Regions from separate parts of the Mus musculus genome. Here region 1 is linked to region 2. Evidence: chromatin loops called from intact Hi-C (ENCODE). Cell type or tissue: left cerebral cortex. All regions are shown on one strand. Links, peaks and the distances in the headings refer to the core of each region. The heading gives the core; the rest is flanking DNA.

Region 1 (8,339 bases), core at 234-8,233, 58 kb before region 2:
CTCCAGATATTGTGTTAGATGTTGTGGCCTCCTCACCTGTGATTCTGGGCATGTTAGAGCACCTGGGAGCTGATCTTTCTATGGGTGTTGTAGGACTGGGTGTGGAACCAGTGCCCAAGGTCTGTTCAGGGCACAGGCTCAGACCAGAAGGTGATTTCTTAATTGTTAATGATGATTCTATAAGAATCCCTAAAATTATACTAGTAATTATTAAGCCCTTTATAATAAGACTGCTATTAAAACCCCTAAACTGCAATTAGATCTCTGCCAGTATTTAAGTGTCACAAGTTAATTGCTTCTGAGATAAAAACAAAACAAAACAAAGCAAAACAAAACAAAACCAGACATTTACAACTTAGAACACATTCCAAGAGGTTGTAAAACAATTAACCAGAGGTCATAAAAAGGAACTGAATGATTTATTGTAGATACTAGGACAAAAGATAACATTTTGACTGAGTTTATCTACTCAAAACATCTGTGATAACTTAGTCACAAGAATTATGGTTTTTAACTCTCAATGAATCTGTAGAGCTATTGACAGATAATGGATGTTAGCTAGATAACTAGTCTTAGTGGGAAAATATGTAAATGTCTCCATTGTAAGTTACTTATTCCATTTAAGGTTTGAATTGAGTGTAAATTTTTGTTTGAAAAATTATGCTTAGAAAATTCCTAGAAAAGGTACAAAAAACTAAAAAAGCTTATATTGCATGGCATTATTATGTCAGAACAGGAAGAGAGTGCAACATTAGGAAGAGGAAGGACAAGAACAATAGAATAAAATAACATAGAAATGAAAAGAGAATTTAGAAATTAAGAGAGCACTAGGCAAAATGCAGAGAGAATGAGGGACAAAGAAGCTATAGAGAAAGCAGGAAAAGCAGGCAGGCTTCTCCTTGCCATGGATGGAACAGGTCTTTTCTTAACAGCAAGGTAGGCTTCTTAGTCTTACTAAAGAGGACAAAGTTTTTTTCTTACAGACTTGACATTAATTCATTTAGCTATAAAAGGGTAGAAGTGTTTTCTTTCTCTGTGCAATAAAGATTTTTCATCCAGAATGAATGTGTTCTTTCTGCACTGGCACTTGGTCTTTTGCTCTATCATAGGCATATGTAACAATGGATATGTGCATGTAAGTATGAAATTATGAGATAAATATGTAGCTAAGCCCAAATGAAATGCATGAAGATGTATGAATATGTGGGCATGAATTGTATATAAATATATGTGAATTTATTCATATTTGCCTGTGTAAAAGTTTTTTTTTCTTCTCCAGGTTCAATAAACGTTTATTGCTCCAAATCTTCCTCCCATCTGACAAGGGAGAGGTAAGGCTACTGGGCAAGAGAGAAAAAAGGTCTAGCAATTAATCCTTTACTTAACGTTTTATGATGAGGTGCTAAATGCTAGAGACTCTGCAGTTTCTGCCTCAGTGGAGCTCAAAGAGGCAGGCCAACTACCACTGCAAAGTAACATAGAATCAAGATAAGTAAATGTTATTATAATAAAAAAGAACCCTAATTTTTCAAAAGGCTGAGTCTTGCCCCCACCAACATTCCTTCCCCTAACCTACTGTCAAGAGAGAACCAGAGCTTTGAAGCTTGTCTCTGGCAGAGAGATGCATGGCAAAGACTTATGCTGGTGTCCTGGCTGGTTCTGGTCACTCCCAGTGACTCATCCTGATTCAGCAGAGACCTGGCTGTTGCTACTGGATCATGCCACCACTGCTGATTCATGTGTGGTATCCTGACACTACTGAACTGGACTGCTGGCATCCTGAGAACAGAGATTGGAATCTCCCCCCAAAGAATTACTTCTAAGCAGGTTCACATTCCCTTGTCCTATTTATCATCTTTTCTCTCCGACTTTTGGATGATAGGCTAGAGGAAAGAAAGGTTGAAAACCCTTGTTAAAGTAAATTTTGCAAAAATCTAAGCCTACAAGTTTGTAACTATGTTTAAGCATAAATAGACCTATATTCATGAAAGAGTTTGTTCAAAAATAAGCTATACATGTAGTCATGTACTTATAGAACTCTCAAACCATCCACTAACTATAAAGAAACATTATTCAAGATACAAATCACTATAGGAATCTTAATTAGAGACATAAGCATTTCTGTCAAGAAATGATCATTCATCAACAGCCACAGTCAAAACTGCTACACTATTGTCATTTGTATTTCTGTGAAATATAATATTGCCTTTTACATGAAATGATTATGATTTATGTAACCATTATTGTCTTGCCAGTGTTTTATCTTTTTGAAGAGTGAACAATAAAGATTGTTTTAAGCTTCAAATCAATCCCTTCTTTGTCTCAATCCACACTAAATATCTTTTTCAAGCCTTTGTTCATTTCCTGATGCCTTGCAGTGGCAAGGCTCCATTTTATATGGTAATTGCATCATGGAGGTTACGTATTTCCATGAATGATAGCGTTAGTAAAACACATCATTAAAATAAAGGTAGATTTCATTAGAAAACCTAACAGAGGCAATCAGTAAATATGTAGGGAAATATTCTCAAGTTAAACAAGAGTATTCTTTAAATATTTGAATTAAATAATGTTCTTATGTTCTTATTAATGTCAAAACTTGTCAATGTTTTATATGCTAATAAATCTCACAGAAGATTCTCCATAATACAGTTTTATAGAACAAAGTCAACATGAACAATCATCAGTAAGATGTAACATAGCCTTAGAATATTGGTAAGTAAATTTAAACCAAATAGTCTAACAACTTAGAATGAGTGAATCTTCAAAGTTGGCAAAATGGCACTTCAGGTAACCTAAGAAATGGCTTTATTTCAAATGCTGCACTCTCTTTTAAACTTACTCCTTATCTAATATCATAGAACACACTGAAGTGATTTTAGTAATGAGTCAAGAGTCCCTGTGGGCCCAGGTGGTACCTGAAACTAGAATAAAATTTGTATTTATTATTTAAATGAAAAAAACACTCAAATAACTTAAACTTTGAGATATGTTCATAATCCAGGCTGCATTTACTCTTTGAAGTGTATAAATTATACAAGAATATATTTTGTTTTAGAGGGAAGTTTTGATTTATTTTGCTAATTTTTAGGAAAAGGTCTGATAGTTGTCAGTATATATGAAAAAAACTTGTACTATAAAGCACACTTTCCATTAGTGTAAACCACAAAAAAAAAAAAAACCCTCAAAGAGTAAGCTACATATCACTGAAAGATTATTTAAACAAAGAGCTTCAGACAAATAAGTGTGTGGGGTGCTGTTTATATGTACGTGCATATTCTTATATCATGCTAAAAGAAATATATAAGCAAATCACCTAAATTCCCAAGACATGGAGGGAATCAACTAAAAAGAAGAAATACTTATTTTGCCCTGTGTATCAGTTAATGGCCACTTACTTCCCTTGCTATAAATCTGACTTGGTTCACAATTCAATGGTGGTATGTGCATGTGAAGAAAGAGGCCAGTCTTCTCATAAAAGTATTATGACAAGGTAAGCAACAGTCCATCTTCCTGAAACCAGTTTATATTTAGCTAGAATTTGATCTCCTTAATGGAGAATCCCATGGATATTTACCAAACTCTATTCTTGGCACCCTAAGTCAGTCTGTCTTAGTTAACACAGCTATTTTTAAATTATCTGCTCGTGCAAAACCACTCTTCAGGTAATCAGTTATCTTATCATCTTTCAAATTGATTGCTCATATGAAGTTCCTCCCCTCTCTGAAGCTGCTGATCAAGATGCCAGGACATGATTTCTGCTTTCAAACACACTGTGTTCTGAACACACAGACTACACCTCAAACCATGACTAACTGGGTGTAGTCCTAGACTACTATAATAAAGACTTTCAATTGACTAAAAACTGTGTCAGAGTGGTCATCTCTGGTGCGCTACACATAACAGTATGACTGTTACTTCATCATTTATTTTATGGTTAGTGCCTATTAGCTGTCAATATCTCAGAAATCCACAAGATGGCGCTAGATCCCAAATTCTGGAGATAGAAGCTAATGTAAGCCACCTAATATGAATGCTAGGAATCAGACTTGGGTCATCTGTGAAGCAGGAAGTGTTCTTAAATGCTCTGACAGTTTTGCAGCTCCATAAATATGGAATTTTTAAAAACACAGACACATGTACACACAGACCACCACCACCATCACGACCAAAAAAAGAAAAAAAAAAGGTTCTTGTGAGTACAGACAGCCTCCAATCAATACTGGCTTATTTACATCCTCATTATACTTGGGAGAAATAATAAAAGAGTTAATTTCCAAAATGTATGAAATGTATTTTCATGGTTAGGGCATGTGATACACACAGACTCTATTTCAATTGATGGCAAATTGGACTGGATCTTTAAACAGACTTTTTATTTCATGTAAAATATGAAGAGTGTTAATTCCTACCCACCCCACCCCCCAAAAAAGAGTCCAGGGGCCTCTTTGTAGATGAAAGCCACATAGTCTGTGTAGATCAACAGCAGTTTCTCTGCCTCTTGGAAATGAGGAATCTAAAGACACACACGAAGGGAGCAGCATGCAATTCCTTTCCTTGAATATTTGTAACGAAGAAAAGGCAAGAGAGTGAGAAAACACCTGATCCCTTAGATACTAGATCAAGTCTTTGTATGAACTACAAACTTCAGTGCATGTTAGCCACGACAACCTTGCAACATTTCCTAAAACTGCTCCTGTGCTTCTGGTTGTATAGTATGGATATGCAGTGTGGCTTGCCCTGTTTCTCAACTATGAAGCATTCATATGATAGAAATCATGCATAGCCTTCTTGTTTTGGTGATATTCTATATCTGTTTTCATAGTGGGAGCTGAAGGTGACTTGAATGTTTTAGATATGCAGGATGGTTTTAACTTCATCTTTCCCGTGCTATTATTCATGAGTGACTGAAATTCTCCTGACAATATCGTTGTCTAAGACTGTACTATACGAACACTTTTTTACTTTGAGTTTCCAAGCACTACTTTGTATAAGAGTTCTAGCATCTCAGTTATGTCTCTTACACATTTGTGATTTATTGGTGCACAGTAAGAATTAAGGTTCTAGTGTAACTCTTTCTGGTAGCTATCCATTGTTCTAAGTATCATAGTAAAGAAGCCTTTCTCTGAACAATGAAGCTTTTTAAATCTGGCTAAAATCTTGAGATTCTTGCTCCATGGCTTCAAACCTGAGTCCTGTGCTCTCTTTGACAGCTTTTTGACAGCACTGGGTTGGCTTTTCTTTATAGCAGTGAAGTATGTGAGGCCACCATAAATTGTAGTATCTGCAGTTCTCAGATTCTTATATTGATTACTGCATCCACCTGGAAAACATTGATCTTCCATGTGAATGTAGCATTTCTGTCACATTTATCTTTGTAGTGTCGCATTGTAGTTTTTCCCAGGCGCTGTATTCAGTAAATAGATTTTTTTTTCATGTTATCCCTCTGCTATCTGCCTCAACTCTATAAAGTGTATTAGTTCAGGATTCTGTGGTCCCACAGAGACATGTATGTTTGATATAAGTCCTCCTCAGTCAGGTTAGGTCTCTGGCATTAAACCTGATAGTGACTGCAAGAGAAGTGATGCTTTGTTCAGACCCAGGGTGCCTGCTTGCGAAAATTCAGTGAGTTTTCAGTGCATCCTGCAGCTGCAGAGGTGAAACAGTAAATTCAGAGTAGATTCTACCATGTAATATAAATTCAGACGTGATCTGGTGACCAGCTTACCTAGTACACTGCACCTCTAAATATGAAGTACCACAACATGCAGCAGAAGTCAGAACACTGAATTCTCATGTAGCTTACATAGCCACTAGCTAGACGGCAGATGAGTCTGCACTCTCCACGTCTTCTTTGATATACAGCATAGAGACCATGTGCTATGAGAGCTGACTATCCAATCTGATGTAATTTGCTAAGCAATCACAGTCAATAGACTTTCAATATATAAGTGTTTGCTTTGCTCACATAAAACAAAGTAGACATAGTTTCCTGAAACTGTCCCCGGAGTGGTTTATATCTGCATTGTTTATGGACCCATGGGCATAGCTATCTTTTTGGAGGACACCACTGTTTGGATGCCACTGCCATATATCTAATATGGATGAAATCCAGATATCTGATCTGTCTTATTAAGTAGCTGTTATTTTATGTTAAATAAGTTACTGTAATAAAATATTTGAACTTACATGTATGTATTATTTGCTCACTATAAGCAAAGAGAATCATAAAGTGTTACATAGGCTGCCAGCCTTAGTTCTTGCACTACACCTACATGGATTGCTCCCATGTGACTGTATTGAACTTTACAAACCATTTGTTATTTCCTTCCTACTTCCCTGGGCACAATTTTTTCTTTCCAGGATGATGAGCAACTGAATTATTTATTTTCAGGATAAAAACTTTTATGATAAATAAGCTGCTTCCACAGAATTCTATGTGAAAACTATATTTGATTTATACTGTTATTTCTGAAATGTGTAAGGACAACTTTCTTATATTTTCAGACATTATATTGTAATTTATATTTTGAAATCGGGTAATTAGTTTTTTTTTCTTTTTTGTACTTCTAAATAGTTGTTCTTTTTTTTTATTTTTTATTAGGTATTTAGCTCATTTACATTTCCAATGCTATACCAAAAGTCCCCCATACCCACCCACCCCCACTCCCCTACCCACCCACTCCCCCTTTTTGGCCCTGGCATTCCCCTGTACTGGGGCATATAAAATTTGCGTGTCCAATGGGCCTCTCTTTCCAGTGATGGCCGACTAGGCCATCTTTTGATACATATGCAGCTAGAGTCAAGAGCTCCGGGGTACTGGTTAGTTCATAATGTTGTTCCACCTATAGGGTTGCAGATCCCTTTAGCTCCTTGGGTACTTTCTCTAGCTCCTCCATTGGGAGCCCTGTGATCCATCCATTAGCTGACTGTGAGCATCCACTTCTGTGTTTGCTAGGCCCCGGCATAGTCTCACAAGAGACAGCTACATCTGGGTCCTTTCGATAAAATCTTGCTAGTGTATGCAATGGTGTCAGCGTTTGGATGCTGATTATGGGGTGGATCCCTGGATATGACAGTCTCTACATGGTCCATCCTTTCATCTCAGCTCCAAACTTTGTCTCTGTAACTCCTTCCAAGGGTGTTTTGTTCCCACTTCTAAGGAGGGGCATAGTGTCCACACTTCAGTCTTCATTTTTCTTGAGTTTCATGTGTTTAGGAAATTGTATCTTATATCTTGGGTATACTAGGTTTTGGGCTAATATCCACTTATCAGTGAGTACATATTGTGTGAGTTCCTTTGTGAATGTGTTACCTCACTCAGGATGATGCCCTCCAGGTCCATCCATTTGCCTAGGAATTTCATAAATTCATTCTTTTTAATAGCTGAGTAGTACTCCATTGTGTAGATGTACCACATTTTCTGTATCCATTCCTCTGTTGAGGGGCATCTGGGTTCTTTCCAGCTTCTGGCTATTATAAATAGGGCTGCTATGAACATAGTGGAGCTGGGTAATTAGTTATTAATCAGAATCTCTTGTTTTCTTGGGATTATTTTCAAGTTCTATATTTATTTTCTTTATTGTAGACTCTTATGAAAGCTGATTGTTTTAAAGAATAATATATTCCACAGTGGTAGCCAAGGGGGCCTTCCCTGTCTCTGAGGAGAATGGGAAGTGGTAAGAGGAAAGGAATTTGTAAGGATGGGACTTGCAGGAGAGAAGAGAGGTGGGCTGTGATCAAGATGTAAAGTGAATAAATAAATTAATTAATGGAAAAAGAATGTTCTGTTCTTACTAAACCAGTGAGAATTATACACAGCATATTTTACTCATATACATGTATTCCTCTCTTCAGTATATTAATTACTATGACAAATAGTGCTGTATGCCTTTATGAAGAAATAAAATATTAATGATACTTGTATTTTCTTGACAAATAAATTATTTTAAATACTATATGGAAAATGTATTTATTCCGCTTAAAATATTAAGATATAAAATTTGTAAGGAAATTAACTTCATTGTAAATGTTTTTTATAAAATAAGTAAGCTATATTTATAAAAATGAATAACTATTTTCACTATCCTATATGGATCCTTAACTTTCATGTTTATCTATATGTGAAGATGAAGGAATATCTCTCTACAGTTTATAACATTAAAGTGATCTGTTACATAGGTAGAAGAGTCTTCAAAGAGTGAAATGCGATAGAATGGGATAGGAAAGCAGAAGGGGCTAAGAAATTAGAGGAAATCATAAAAGATGATATGTTCCAGAAGAGAAGGAGAACATACAAACATGAGTAACCAGTAAGATACACTAGCTAGGAAAATGCC
Region 2 (8,339 bases), core at 147-8,146:
AGCCTGATAAACTGAAGTCAACCCCTGGGAATAATATAATGAAAGGAGAGAAGTTGTCTTCTGACCCACACGCATGTGCTCCTCCATGTATGCATGCTTGTACAGACATATGTACATTCATACATATAAAATACTGCAATACTTTGATATGTCATAGGTTGTTATTCTGTGTGTATGTGATCTCATGTGTTTATTTTGTGTGTATATATGTGTTCATATCCTAGTAGTCCTGTGGAGGTAAGAGGAAAACTCTCTGTTTTCTGTCCTCTTATTCTACAAAGTGGATCCCAGGGATCCAACTCAGGTCGTCAGGCTTGCCAGCAAGCATCAGCATTCACTGCCTAAAACATCTCCCTGGGCTAAAGTTATTTTCTTAACGGGTCAGTGTGCAATATTCAGATCCAATCTTCTTGTCAAGATCCAATGTAATCTCTAAAGGGGATTGGCTAATGCCTTTGTTGTGACTGCTGGGAAACTTGGGTTTTCCTACTGCCAGGATCCTCCTTTCTTTGCTCTGCCCCCAACCTGTGAGTCTGAGAGCTGCCTATTTAATCCTGTGAACTATGATCTCTGCTTTGGAGCTGTGCTCCTGAAGAGCCACCTGCAGCACCCTTCATGCTTTCCCAAGCCTTATGGAGTATTCCAGCCTCTCGCTCCAGCAAATAAATAATAAACACACTTTATCTGAATGAGAAAGTATTGACATTAAATAAAAAGACAAGATTTTTCTTTCCAACTTAAAACTTTCAAATGCTTAAATTGGAAAATTGGTATAAAACACATAGTTTTATACCATATTTAGGAAATATACCAATTTAGAAAATATACATTTTCCCTAAATATACATTTAGGAAAAAATGTGTGGCTAGTAATGTAGCTCAGTTGGTAGAGTGTTTGTTTATCATGCACAGAGCCCAGAATTTGACTCTTAGCACTGCATAAAACAGTGTGAGAGTCCTTATCTGTAATACCAGCATCTGTGATGGAGAGGCAGAAGGATTAGAAGTTCAAGGTTTTCACCAGCTACGTAGAAAGTTCAAAGTCACCTTGGGCTATGGAAGTCCCTATCTTAAAATAAATAAATACACTAACTTCTGGAGAAAAAAAAATGTCTCAGAGAGTAAATGAACTTTTCATGAAGCCTGACCACTTGACTTTGATCCTTAGGACTCACATGGTAGAGGATAAAAACTGACTCCAAGTTGTCTTCTGACTTTTCATACACATGCTGTAGCAAAGTGGGGCAGAAGGCCTGGATTTAATTCATAGCACCCACCTGGTGGCCTACAATAGTCTCTGTCTCTAACTCCATTTCCAGGGATTTGATCACCGGGCACCGAACATGCATGTTGTACATTGATATACATACAGAAAACGCATTCATACATATAAAATAAAAATCTTAAAAGATGTCCCTTGCTTTAAATAAAAGAGACCCGAAGGAGAATGCTCTGTGTTTAGAAGTCAGAATTAGGGGATCCCCAGGGCAAGCTGCTGAGATGAGCTGTATTTGTGAGCTCTGAATTTGACATAGAGAGCCTGCCTCAATGAATACGGTAGAAGAACAATAGAGGGTAGTGCTTGCCATCAGCCTCCAGATTCTGCATGAGCATACGCACAGGCAACAACATTCATAAGACATGCATGAACATGAGCATACGCACAGGCAACAACATTCATAAGACATGCATGAACATGAGCATACGCACAGGCAACAACATTCATAAGACATGCATGAACATGAGCATACGCACAGGCAACAACATTCATAAGACATGCGTGAACATGAGCATACGCACAGGCAACAACATTCGTAAGACATGCATGAACATGTAGATAGAAGTCAAGAAGGAAGGGAAACACGCGGAGGAAGCTGGTGACAAAGCAGCTAAAAGGGAGACACTGCAGTGGGTCCAAGCAAAATATAAGACAAATTTAGATAAGAACAACAAAAAGAAACCTGGCCTTTCATCCAACTGACATATGCTAGTAAGGAAGTAGTGCATAGATGTCTGCAACAAGATGAGAGCAACAGAACTGGCTCATATGACTAAGGTTATGACACTGATCTAGTGTTCACTACATCCACAGATGTTGGAGTCCAGAAAAAACCTTCAAGTGGATAAGTAGTGTATCAATTTTTTTTCAAGAGACTTGGCTGAGGCCAAGGTAAACAGAAAATATAAAATTGCAGCATGTGCTGAGACAAACAAAAAACAAAAACCCAACAACAACTTTATTTTAGATTATATTCATTTACTATTATTATGGGGGGGGCACTTGAGTGTTCACAGGTGTTGGGTGATTCTCTGTTGTTTCCTATCTGGCTGTAAGATTTCTGAATTTTAGTTGTGAGATATCACATTTGGCTTTTTAATATGTGTTCTGAAGACTCAGCATTTTGCACTTGCATGGAAAATGCTTTTTATCTGTTAAATCTTCTTACTAGCCCTTAACTGATGAATTCATTTAAAATTTAAAGTACACTAAAAAATCTTTTAATTATGTGTATATGTGGGACTATATCCATGGTTATACTTGCAAAGCCATCTTACCAAATGGCACTTGACGCCCAGGGGCTGATGGAAGTGGCAGATTCTGAACCACAGGGGTTGGAGACACGTGATACAAATGCTGGGTCCTGAGTTTCAAGGCTATGTAGGAATTTCACATATGACTTTTAGGTTCTGTGTGAGTTAGAACTCTCTGAAGCAGAGAAGAGCAGTAGTTGTCCCCATGACTTCCTGATGAGAATAAAGACTTCATGTCTCAAGAATTGTGTTCCCTTATCCCACTGGCTTAAACAAGTGACAGACTAATCTCTAAATAACCTACTTGACATCCACCTATCGCTCCATTCACTCATTTAACAAATATCTTCCTGATCCCTGCTCGGAACCACACCCATGTTGAGTGATACTCAGGACTAAGGGGTGACTCAGAGGCAGGCTATTCCCTCAAAGAGTGCTCTATCAGACACAATGGAATCCAGTTGCATCTAAGCCAGGACAAGGGACCAGCAGGACTATGGATGGGATACAACAATTCAGGACACCTAGTCTATGTGTAGAAACTGAGAAACGGTACTTTTAAAGCACCTGTGAATCTACGCACAGAAGTAAAAATGTAACAAGTGCCAGCATATTTTCATAGATACAGCATAAGTCCTTTGGGCTTCTACCTATTGAGAACACCAAGCCCTAGTGAGCTGAGGTTTTAGCTCACTGGTAGAGTCCTCAGGGTTTGTCATACACGAGGCCCTGACTTTGACTCCAGGTTCATGGCAGAACCTGGTTCCCTAATTTTTACATGGAGACTAATATCTATTTCAGACAATAAGATTTGTGTTAAATAATAGTCTCTATAGCACTGATTCTCAATCTTCCTAATGCAATCTTCCTAATCTTTTCATTCAGTTAATGTTGTGGTGACTCCCAACCATAAAAACAATTTTTATTGCTACTTACTAATTGAAATTTTGCTACCATTATGAACTGTGAGGTAAATATGTGATGTGCAGGATGGTCATAGATGACCTCTGTGAAAGGATCATTCAATCTCCATAGGGGTTACAACCCATAGGTTGTGAGCCTTTATAGAGACTACGAAACCTGGGAAATGTTCTTGTTTTCTTTCAACAGAGTATGTACAGTGATTGCCAATCCCATCTGCAGTATTCCCTCTTCTTGGTGGGGAAATGAGATATGCTCCAACATCTTTATCTGAAACCGTTAGTACTGAACCTCATATAGAATATACCTAGTCTTTTATCACGTATGTTCATGATAAAGTTTAATTTACAGTTTAGGAATAGTAAGAAAGAAAACCCTAAGAATCTTAAGTAGGAGAGTTGTGGTAAAGGCCAGTCTAGACTACCTAGTGAGACTTTAAATAAATAAAATAGAAATAAATAAATCAAGTACTGCTCAGTGCTTAAGAACATGCATTGCTCTTGAAGATGACTGATGCTGAGTTCTCAGTACCCATGCTGAGTGATTTGCAGCTGCCTAACTCCAGGTTCCAGATAGTTGATGTCTTCCCTCTCCTTGTCTCTGTGGGCACCTTTACTCATATGCATCTTTGTCAAAGTGAGTTTCAGGCCATAGTGAGATCCTATCTAAAACAAAACAACAACCAACCAACCAACCAAACAACAACAATAATAAAAACAAGCCCAACAACTATTATGAGGGGATAGGAGAGCAGAAATCTTGCCTAGCATGTTTTTACCAACTGTACTAAATTGCCTCTGAATATATATATGAATATTTGAATAGACATACATGTTTTTAAAAGACCCTGTCTCTTATTTCACTTCATAAGTTATGGATAAATAAAATGGTAAGTAGTCACTTAAATGAATGAATATAAGGCAACTTTGGAGTACTTCATTTAAAAAGGTGAAAATAAAAGTGACCCTACCCGGGGAGAAAAATGGTAGTGCAGCATATGCTCAAAGCCATACACAATTTCCTATCTACCCACTAATGTCCTTAGGTTGTGATAGGTTGCCCACAGTATTCACCTTTATATTCTCTGGTCTCTTCTCTCTTTCCACCGTTTCAGAATCCCGCTTTCTGCTTGTCTCTTTTCCTTTTCTCCCTAAGTACCCACAAACCCTTACATTCTCCTCTCTATTCCTTCCTCCTTGGTCTTAGCCACTGCCAAGGAGAGAGGAGGACTCCTCAGAATCCACAATCTTTCTTTCCAGATCACCCAAATCCCCTGAGAGATCTGACAGTCAGATCTGCGCCCAACTCCTCCTCTTTTCTCAAAAGGCTCTTAGGCACATAGTTAGCTTCAAGCAACTTCATTCTGAGCTTGGCCTTGAACACGTTCGGGACTGCCCGCCCACTCACCCTAGTCTGGGTTGAGCTTCCGGTCTCTTGGTCCCTAATCACAGTGGACCTCTTTGTTATCCTCTGCTATCACCTTAGATCCTGCCTTTGGGCTTTTGCCTAAACTGTGCCCTTGGATAGGACCTCCCTTACTGCTTGCTACCTTCAACAACTGGATCTAACTTTTTTTTTTTTTTTAAGGTCGCACCAGCAACCACGCCTTCTTGGCGGATCGTCTGCAGACTGCTGTAGGGTGGGTTTCTATCTGCCGTTCCACCCATCCCCTCTCTTCTTGGTCTTTGGTCTCGACACCCCCACCCCCGCACCTCAGGCACCCTCCACCACCCCGGACAGTCTGCGGCTGGGTCTGATTCCTCCATCAGACCGTGAGCTCCGTGTGCAAGGGCAGATATGGGGGTCTGATTCACCTTTGAGTTCCAGTGCAGAGGAGGGGAGGAACACTGCGCAGGAGGGGGGGGGGGCGGCGACGCGGCGAAAGGGGTGGGTGGAAATGCAGCCCCTGGTTGGAGAAGGTGCAGAGTGGGAGAAGAGAGGGAGAACACACCCATCCAGAAAGGGAGAAAAACGGAAAGAAAATGCAAGAACCTTCGCTAGCAAAATGGTTGAAGATGCAGACAGTGAAAGGCTGAAAGGGCAGATAGAAGGAAAACCAGAAAAAAGAATGACATAGGGGTGGCAGACAAGAGGGAGGAGGCTTAGAGTCTGGAAGGGGGGAGAGATGAAGGGAATCGAAGGGTAGAAAGCTACTGAGACTGAACGGACACTATCGGAGGAGGAGGAGGGAAGGAGGGAGTCTGCCTCCACTGCCTCCCGGCCTCTCTTTTGTCCCTTCCCTTCTCCCTGCGTCATGTTCCCCTAGCCCGGCCTCCCCTCCCGCTCCCTCCTCCACCCTGCTCCTCCTCCCTAGGGCTGGATGGAATTTTTTCCCCTGGACTCGGGCCAGCTTCGGGGCAGGGGGGTGGGAGGAAGCCAGGCCGGACTGGGCTGGGCGGTGGGGAGGGGCCGGGCAGGGGCCCCCTGGGGAGGGGGCCGGTCCGAGGCCACGCTGCCCGCGGGGTCTAGGGCGGGGGAGCCCGGGCGCTCAGTGCCGGGAGGAGGCACCGGCCGGAGGCAGCGGGCGACCGGGGGCGGAGGATGGCGGGGCTGGCGGGAGGAAGAAGAGGGGCCGCGGGCGGCTGAGGAGGGAGAGGATGGAGAAGCTGGGGCTGGGGCTGGAGGAGGACACTGGGTCTCAGCGACGCTGGAGCTGCGGAGCGGTGAGTCTGCGGAACCGGAGGGGGATGGGACCTGGGCCGGACTCCAGGGTCCCCAAGGGAGGAGGCAGCTAGCCTGGGCCTGGAATTCTGGCTTCTGGCTTGGATAGCGAAGTGGTGGTGGTGGTTGTGGTGGCGTGTGTGTGTGTGTGTGTGTGTGTGTGTGTGTGTGTGTGTGTGTGTGTGAGGGGGGTGGTGGTGGTGGTGGTTGGGAGGGAGGGTGGAGAGCTGGGAACCCAGACTTCTGAATCTTTGTTGGAAGGAGCTAGAGACTAGATTCTAGGGTCCCCGGGTTTCAGAAGCTAGAAGGATCTCTTAGATTCTAGAGGGAGGCTGCAGGATCCCAAAGTGTAAGGGACCAGATGCTAGAGACCGCAGGGGAGGTGGAAGAAAACTGTCTGGCTTTGGAGGTGCCTCCAGCGCCCTAAGGGTTAACGTCTGGCTGGAAGGGAGGGGGAGGGGCAGAGATGGGGCTGCGGGGCTTTGCGGGGTCAAGGGTGAGCCGTGTGAGTGGGAGGGTGCCAGGAGGGGGAGGTTGTCTGGGCTGCCAGACAGACCCGGGTCAGCGCCTGGGGCAGGGGCTGTCTGGTAGTAGAGAGGCCCAGCGTCCAGGTTGCTCTGAGGACCGGGGATTCCGGGTCTCAGCTTCCTCTTCCCTCAGGGTCTATCTTCCAAGCCGTTGCCCAGATTCCACAAGCCAAAGCCCTGGTTGCGGTCTGCCCAGGACCCAGGTGTCTGGGTCACCCATTTCCTTCTTGCCTCTGACTAAGGAGTCCACTCTCCAGCCATCACCTCCTGCACATAAGCATAGGCCAACCCCAATCCCCTCCTCCTTCAGAACCCAAGAGTCAGGGCCCCAGACATTTTTCTTCTTCTCTGCCTGGACTGGGGCATAGGTGGGGGGCTCCTTCCTGAGAACCAGGTTTCCCCCACCCCTTTTAGCCCCAGCTGGAGTCCAGCCCTCCAGGGGTTAAGGGGGCGGGACCAGTTGGTTGCTATGGTGCCAGACTGTTTGGGTCTGCTCTCTGACCCTTGGGGGCTCCCTAGGGTCTGCAAAGAGGGGGAGGGGACCCATGCCCAGGGAGAAGTCGAGCGCCTACCCCTTCCTCAAAGCAAGCCTGTGAACCCAAGGGAGATGCACCCAAGCCTGGGGCAGTGACCTTGAACCAGTTCGGAACCTTCTCTGTGAGCCTCAGTTGGCCCTCTGAAGAGAAACTTGCAGGGTGTGTGGAGAGATGTTCAGGGCTGGAGAATCTTAAAGATTCTCCCTTCCCTGCTTTCCCTCACCGCCCCCCCCCCCTCAGGCCCCAGGCAGCCCCGGGGCATGCTGGGAACCCAGGCCTGGGCTCTGAGCCAGGTTGGTTGGGGGGGGGTGGGGGGGCTCCTCCCTTCCCCTTCCTCCCCACCTTGGCCTGACTCTCGCCCCCGCCTGAGGGTCTGGGAGGTTGGGAAGGAGGGAAAGGAGGACTTGAGCTCAGGCCGAAGACTGGTCTCAGGTCCCCCGCCTCCTCTTTTGCTTCTCCGCCCTCTTCCCGCCTCTCCTCCCCCTCCTCAGCAGGTCGCTACCCCGGCCCAGGGCCCCTTCTCAACCCACCCCCACTCCATCCCCACTCCACCCCCATTTCCAGACCTGGCTCCGAGCAGCAAGGGGGAGGGAGAGAGAGAAGAGAGAGAGGGAAGGAGAAAGGGAGAAGAATGGGGGGAGGGGATGGAGAAGAGGGAAGGAGAAAAGAGAGAGAGAAAGGGAGAGACCCCGGGAGGAGACTGGAAGATGGGAGGAGGGTAGAAGCTAGACTAAATAAAAAAGCAGGGAGGAGAAAAAGAGAGGGAGATAGGAATCCAGAGAAAAAGAGAGACAAAGCCAGGGAAGGAAATGAAAGAAGATTGTGAAAAAGAGGAAGAGACTTGAGAAGTAGATATAGAAGATAGGAGGTGAGGAAGAGAGGTGAATGTAAAGAGGGTCAGCTAGAACAGAGACAGCGGGAGGAGCAGGCATTCAGATATGGGCGAAGAGGAAAACCTCATCAGGGATGATACAAACAGAGAAAGAAAGGGAGAATAAGAAAAGAGCAAGGTAAGAAAAAATGGGTGGAGAGAAAGAAACAAGAAGACGGACATGGAACCTGGGAGCCCCAGAAGACCAGTTCTGTGCTCAGAGCCTCAGGGTGGGTGCAGGTCCTAGGGCTCCTCCCACCTGCCGACAACTGACTTTGGTCTAGTGGCTTCC

The links. Peaks named below come from ENCODE experiments on the same cell type or tissue, not always from the same donor. Only the 100,000 strongest peaks of a DNase experiment are listed, where the experiment ranks them.
Region 1: a loop joins it to region 2, with 2.5 times the contacts of the local background. A loop is called at or near these places in 13 of 42 quality-filtered maps.

The regions. Positions count from the first base shown.
Region 1 is chr17:17,762,712-17,771,050 of GRCm38, forward strand. No RefSeq gene overlaps it. Among named protein-coding and RNA genes, the nearest start is that of Vmn2r90, 63 kb to the left of the region's middle. In left cerebral cortex, for the core only: a CTCF peak has its summit at 3,965 (motif pointing right); a DNase peak (open chromatin) is centred at 3,985.
Region 2 is chr17:17,821,213-17,829,551 of GRCm38, forward strand. It overlaps a transcript of Spaca6 not described here. Among named protein-coding and RNA genes, the nearest start is that of Mir99b, 4.8 kb to the right of the region's middle. In left cerebral cortex, for the core only: no CTCF peak of the experiment used is centred there; DNase peaks (open chromatin) are centred at 4,931, 5,717, 6,123, 6,507 and 5 more places; H3K4me3 peaks cover 3,584 bases; H3K27ac peaks cover 3,589 bases.